Linked DNA regions of Homo sapiens: region 2 is linked to region 1. The links are chromatin loops, found by intact Hi-C in ENCODE. Cell type or tissue: PC-3. All regions are shown on one strand. Links, peaks and the distances in the headings refer to the core of each region. The heading gives the core; the rest is flanking DNA.

Region 1 (2,916 bases), core at 310-2,809:
CTCCCCATAATGTATTAATCTTACAATAAAGAGGGCAAGATAATGGGGACCATCCCATTCCAAGAGGAAGGAAAGGCAGGGAGTGCAGAGAAGGGCTGGGATGACTCTCTGGGAAGTTGTGACATTTCAGCTGGACTTGTATGGGTAGCATTTTAAGAAGAAGAGATCATGGGTGATGGCGGGGGCAGAAAAGGCCATTCCAAACCCACCGGACTTGTCACCATGCCTGGTCTACCATGGGTCCTTTTCCTCCATGCTAAGATAGTGGAGATTAAAAAGTTTCATTTCCTGTGCAAAGTCTGTTCTATTTAGGGGTTGTCTGTAGTGCTCTTTAATTGGAGGTGGGCAAGTACAAGGAGTGTTCTGGACAATGAACACCAATAGAATAGCCTGGGGGTATAGGCGCCTAGTGGGAATCTCTGCTTTTCTCTGTGGGCTGTTGTTATATATGGATTCTTAATTTAGGTCCATGGATGGGTATGGAGGGTCATGAATTTTTGAAATTGAAAGCAGATTTTTAAATATTTTGGTAGATTCGGGGGATACTGGGCCAGAGATTTCACCAAATTCCTCAAAGAGATCCATGACCAGGAAAGGTTTAAATCACATAGCTAAAAAAAAACAACAAAAAAAATACAAAAAAAAAAAAAAAAAAAACAGAAGAAGAAGAAAACAAAACAATGTCAAATTAGGTTGACTTGAATAAAATAATTACAGTAGAGGAGGAGCGTGTTAGGTCCTTTTTGACTTAGAAATGTCACAGACTCAGAATATTCCCTTCCAGAGCATGACCAGGGCACTAACCTCAGAAGGTCTGGTCTATCTAGGAAAGATGGAACTCTACCAAACGCAGGGATGGAAGTAGGAAAAATAAACAAGAATAGTTTTCTCATTTTCAGCGTTGCCATTGTTAATCCTGTGCTTTTTGACTTTGCTTTCTAATGGTAGAGCAGGGTCATCTCCACCAGTGGATATAGCTTGAGGCCACTGGAAGTCCTACCAGCCCCCAGTTGTCTTCCTTTGGACTTGCCACAATGACTAGGATCACAGGGGAGATCCTGCTTTGTTCTAAGGCAGTGATAACAAGAAAGCTTCAACTCACAGAACTGTGCTCTGTTTTTTTGTGGTTGCCTGTAGTGCTATATAAAGATGGATTCTAGACCAAGACTGGGCTGGAGGTAAGATTTGCCTTGTCTGTTTAAAACAATTCTCTCCAAACACTCCTCCTAAAACCCAAGTGCTTTCTGGGGAAAGTAGACAATGATTCCCTTAGTTTTATGTGAATAAGGATTGATTGGTTTGAATAGCAGTTTCTCACAACGCCCTGAGGGTGAAGCCCAGGAGGGCCTGAGCTCTGGCAGAGAATGTAGAGGAGAGGGGGAGAGGGAGAGAGAAAGGGCAAGGGGAGAGAGAGAGAGAGAGGCAGAGAGAAGAGAGTCAGGATGCACTTGGGGATACTCTGGGAGGAGGAGAGCATTTAACACTCATCCTTGTCAATCATGACATGCAACCAAGACAAATATTAGAAACTAAGGATTTGGTCAGTGAGGATTTCCTGACTGTTGTTAGAAACATAAATGGGCACAGGGCTGCTAGCCTCTCCTTAAAAATTATTTGCTGGGCAAAACCTCACCATGAATCACTACCGCAGCAAACAGCTCCAAGAACTCAGAAGGAATGCTCACATGTCCTTCATATAGGTAACTGCTCCGAGGGCATGCTCTGTAATTTCTGCACAATAAAACCTATGGGAAGCTTTTCAAAGATCCCAATGCCTGCCTCCTCCCATGCAACTTAACACAGTGATTCTTAACCCTGGCTACGCATTGGAACTTCCTGGGGAGCTTTTTAAATTATTGATGCCCAGATTCCTCTTGAGAGATTCTAATTTAGTGGGTCTAGGGTGCAGCCTGGGCTGTTTAACAGCCCCCTGGGTAATTCTAAGGTGCAGCCAAGGTTAAGAACCACTGCTGAGGAAAAATCTGGCAGAGAGAGATTCTGATTCAGGAGGTCTGGGGTGGGGACCCAGGAATTTATATTGAAACAACCTTTCCAAAGGAGCAGACTATCTCTACATGGTACAAAAACATTAATTTGTCGATACAGGAAAAGCAGATCAATCTGATTATCTGGCTTTGTGTAGATATAACACCTGGTTGACTAGTTGAATTTTCTCCTTTTCAAGTAATTAATATCGTATTCAAAGAGCCGTCACACACTATCAACTTGGGCGTTTTGATTGAATTGACTGCTCCATCCCATCAGTGCCGATCATGTCATCACTCTGCATCCTTAGGCGCAGCACAGTGCCTGGCACACAGAGGACAATCAAATATTACGGGGAGCAAAGCCAGTAATTACCTAGGGATCTTTTAAAACAATCTCTCAGTCCTATCCTAGACTAAATAAATAGAAAAATTTGGTATGGGCCAGGAATTAGACCCATCAACTATGAATGAAGAGGTGTGTTTTTTAGCCAAAATAACCAAACTAGTGTGTGTAAACTCCATCTCTCTCTTTCTCCGATGTTGCGCTCTTCTTCTTCAAGTGGGGGAGGAGAAGCCTCTGGTAGCCTGGCAGATGGGGTACTGCATAAGCCTCTCTCTCCTTATCTTCCTTTCCTAAACTAATCTCCTAAATGAACATGTCATATCCAGGGAGTTTTAGGGCTTGGGAATTTGCAGCTCTCTGAAAAATCCTTCCTTGGCTGACCAGTGGGCTCCTAAGGGGAAATCCCTTAGCATGTCCACAGGCTGGCTGAATAGCACCCCAGAAAAATTGAGCCTGGTGGATCTTCTAAAACAGCAGCAACCAATAATGCCTAGCATACCTGCAGCAAATTTCACTGCTGGGGACGGACGAGCCATGAAATGCTTCACGGTCAGTCCTGGCCATGGGGCCAGGCAAGTCACAGTG
Region 2 (2,916 bases), core at 178-2,677, 120 kb before region 1:
AAACTAAGGAGGCCAAGGGATGTCTCATGTTGCTAATAAACATCAGGTAGTAAGAAAAAACCAGGCAGGGTAAGGAGAACAAAGGAGGCAGAAGTGAGGGGTGGTGGAGGTGCTATTTTGTATAGGGTGGTAAGAGGAGACAGGGACCTGAATTTTGGAAACCATCACTGTGAGACGATGTTAAGTACATGACTGGGTGAGGGCACATCCAAAGTGAGAGCAGAAAAAATAAGAGAAGTCCAAGACTGACCTCTACTGTGTTTAGAGGTCACTGCTTCAAAATGAAGGTTTCATTATTTAGGGACAGCCAGTCTGAATAATCTGAGGCAAACAGCTCAAGAGATGACTGGCATTAAAAAGACAGTTTTTTACTCACAGTTCCCAAGAGAAGGGGGGATGACACACAAGGAGGAGCCACACAGGGAGGCACCAGTGTCAGTCAGGAGGCAGAGGACATGGGGGAAGATGTGGGAAATAACCTCTATTGTGATTTCCCCAGAATAGAACGGGTAAGGCAGGGTAAACAGGCTGAGGATAGACTGTTTGATTAACTTCAGCAGGACCAAAAGCATAGGGACTGCCCCTAACTGTTTGGTACCTGGAGCTGGGGTGATTAGGGCAGGTGAAAAGTAGCCCAGAAGGTGAAAGCCCAATAAAAAAAAGTGGTTATGTTATGAGCTCTGGAGTGGCTGGCTTACCTATGAAAGGTATGCTCCCAGCAAAGCTAGCAGGTAAGTTCTCTACTGTCTCTAGGAATGGACTATTCCTGGGTTGGGCAGTCTTTCCAGGGTCAGCAAGGCCCCAGATGTCAAAGCACTGAAACACAGTTAATACAATCAGGAAAAGGAAAGATTAGCAAAGGAGCCTTAAAAGCAGCAGCTAGTGAGACAGAAGAGCCAAGAGATGTTATCCCAGGGGCCAAGTGGAAAAACTGCTTCCAGGACATGATCAATTGTGCCAAATGCTGCTGTCATGTCAAGTAAGATGAGGACTGAAAAATCAGCATTTTGGCATTTGGCAACATGGAAGACTTCTGTAATCTTGACAAGGTTGCCTTCAGTGGAGTGGTACTGTTGAAAGCCTGAATGGAGTAGATTCAGAAAAGAATAGAAGAGGTAGAGAAAGTAACCATAAATATATCTTTTGAAGAGTTTTGCTGTAAAAGGGAACAGAGACATTGTGCAGCAGCTAGAGGGAGATATAGGGAAATATCAACACATGCTGAAAAGAACAATCCAGTAGAGGAAAAAGCTGATGAAGCAGGAAAAAAATGAGATTTCAGAAATGAGATCCTTGAGTAGGGGTGCAGAGATGGGATCAGTGCACAATGTGAGGAAACTGACCTTAAATAAGAATGTGGACCATGCATCCATTTTTATCAGGAGCAAAGATAGAGTCCACCAATATAGATGCAGGCAGGTTGACAGATTTGGTAAATAAAACATGAGAAAGATAGTTTTTAAAATGTTCCTTTCAATGAAATAAAAAGCAAGGAAAAAGAGGTAAGAGGGGAGCAATTGTGATACAGTTTTCTAGGAGACTGAATATACCAAGAAATGAACAGGACCACCCCACAGCATTGAAGACCCACTCAAGATTAAAGGCCATGAATATAAAATGAGACTGATCATCCTTAGACTCCTTAACGAACCACCTCTTCCATCTACCTTTAAAATCTGACAGAACAAGACGCTAGATGGCCATGGCCAGTGATGGCTGAAGAGAGAGGAAGTATTAATCCTGTGATTTTTTTTATGTATATAACTATGTCATCTGCAAGGAGAGATGGCTTTATGTTTTCCTCCAAATATATGCCTTTTATCTCTTTTTCTTGACTTTTTGCACTGGCCTGAGTGGAAGAGGTGTACTAAGAGAAGACATATTAGCCTTGTTCTGATCTTAGTAGGCAAGCATTTAGTCTCTTACCATTAAGTATGATGCAAGCTATGGGTTTTGTATAAAGTCTTATCAGATTGAGGAAGTTCTCTTATATTTCTATTTTTCTGAGAATTTTTATCTTGAAGGGTTAAATTTTCTCTAATTCTTTGTCTGCATCTATAAAATTTATCATATAATTTGTCTATTTTTAGCTTGTGAATATGGTGAATTATATTGAATGATTTTTGAGTGTTGAGCCATCCTTGTATTCCTAGGGTAAACTCCCCTTTTTCATAACGTATTTATAATTTTTATATGTGAGGAAGATTGTGTCTATGCTAATGAGTCATATTGTTCTGTTTTTTGTTTTTTTTTTTTTTGAGACGGAGTTTCACTCTTGTTGCCCAGGCTGGAGTGCAATGGCGTGATCTTGGCTCACTGCAACCTCTGCCACCCCAGTTCAAGCGATTCTCCTGCTTCAGTCTCCCGAGTAGGTGGGATTACAGCCATGCACCACCACGCCTGGCTAATTTTTTCATATTTTAGTAGAGATGGGGTTTCTCCATATTGGTCAGGCTGGTCTCAAACTTCTGTCCTCACGTGATCCGCCCGCCTCAGACTCCCAAAGTGTAGGGATTACAGGCATGAGCCACCGCGCCCGGCCTTACTGTTTTCTTTCTCTGAAATTTGTCATGACAGTGCTGGCCTCATAAAATGAATGTGAAACAGTCACTCCTCTTTAATTTTCTGAAAGAGGTTATATAGAAATGACATAATTTGTCTATGGTCATACAACCCTGAAGGTGCCTGATCTTGTCCTATCTTAGAGGCTAAGCAGGATTGGGCCTGGTTCGTACTTGGATAGGAGAAATGACATAAGTTATTTTTTAAATGTTTAGTTAAATCTGCCAGTAAACTTATGTAAGCCCATTGTTTCCTTGTTTGAAGGGCATCAACTACAAATTCAATTACTTTAGTATACATAATTCTATTCAGATTCTTGTTGAAGGACCATAGGTAGTTAATGTCTTTCAAAGA

Evidence for each region. Hi-C counts contacts between places; a loop is a spot of excess contacts. Peaks named below come from ENCODE experiments on the same cell type or tissue, not always from the same donor. Only the 100,000 strongest peaks of a DNase experiment are listed, where the experiment ranks them.
Region 2: it touches region 1 in a loop (8-fold over the local background); 2 of 110 quality-filtered maps call a loop at or near these places.

What each region holds. Positions count from the first base shown.
Region 1 is chr7:22,410,827-22,413,742 of GRCh38, forward strand. No RefSeq gene overlaps it. Among named protein-coding and RNA genes, the nearest start is that of RAPGEF5, 55 kb to the left of the region's middle. In PC-3, for the core only: no CTCF peak of the experiment used is centred there; a DNase peak (open chromatin) is centred at 1,635; H3K27ac peaks cover 1,500 bases.
Region 2 is chr7:22,295,937-22,298,852 of GRCh38, forward strand. All of the region lies in intron 5 of RAPGEF5 (Rap guanine nucleotide exchange factor 5), which reads right to left. It also overlaps the pseudogene RNA5SP227. Among named protein-coding and RNA genes, the nearest start is that of RAPGEF5, 60 kb to the right of the region's middle. In PC-3, for the core only: a CTCF peak has its summit at 1,177; no DNase peak of the experiment used is centred there.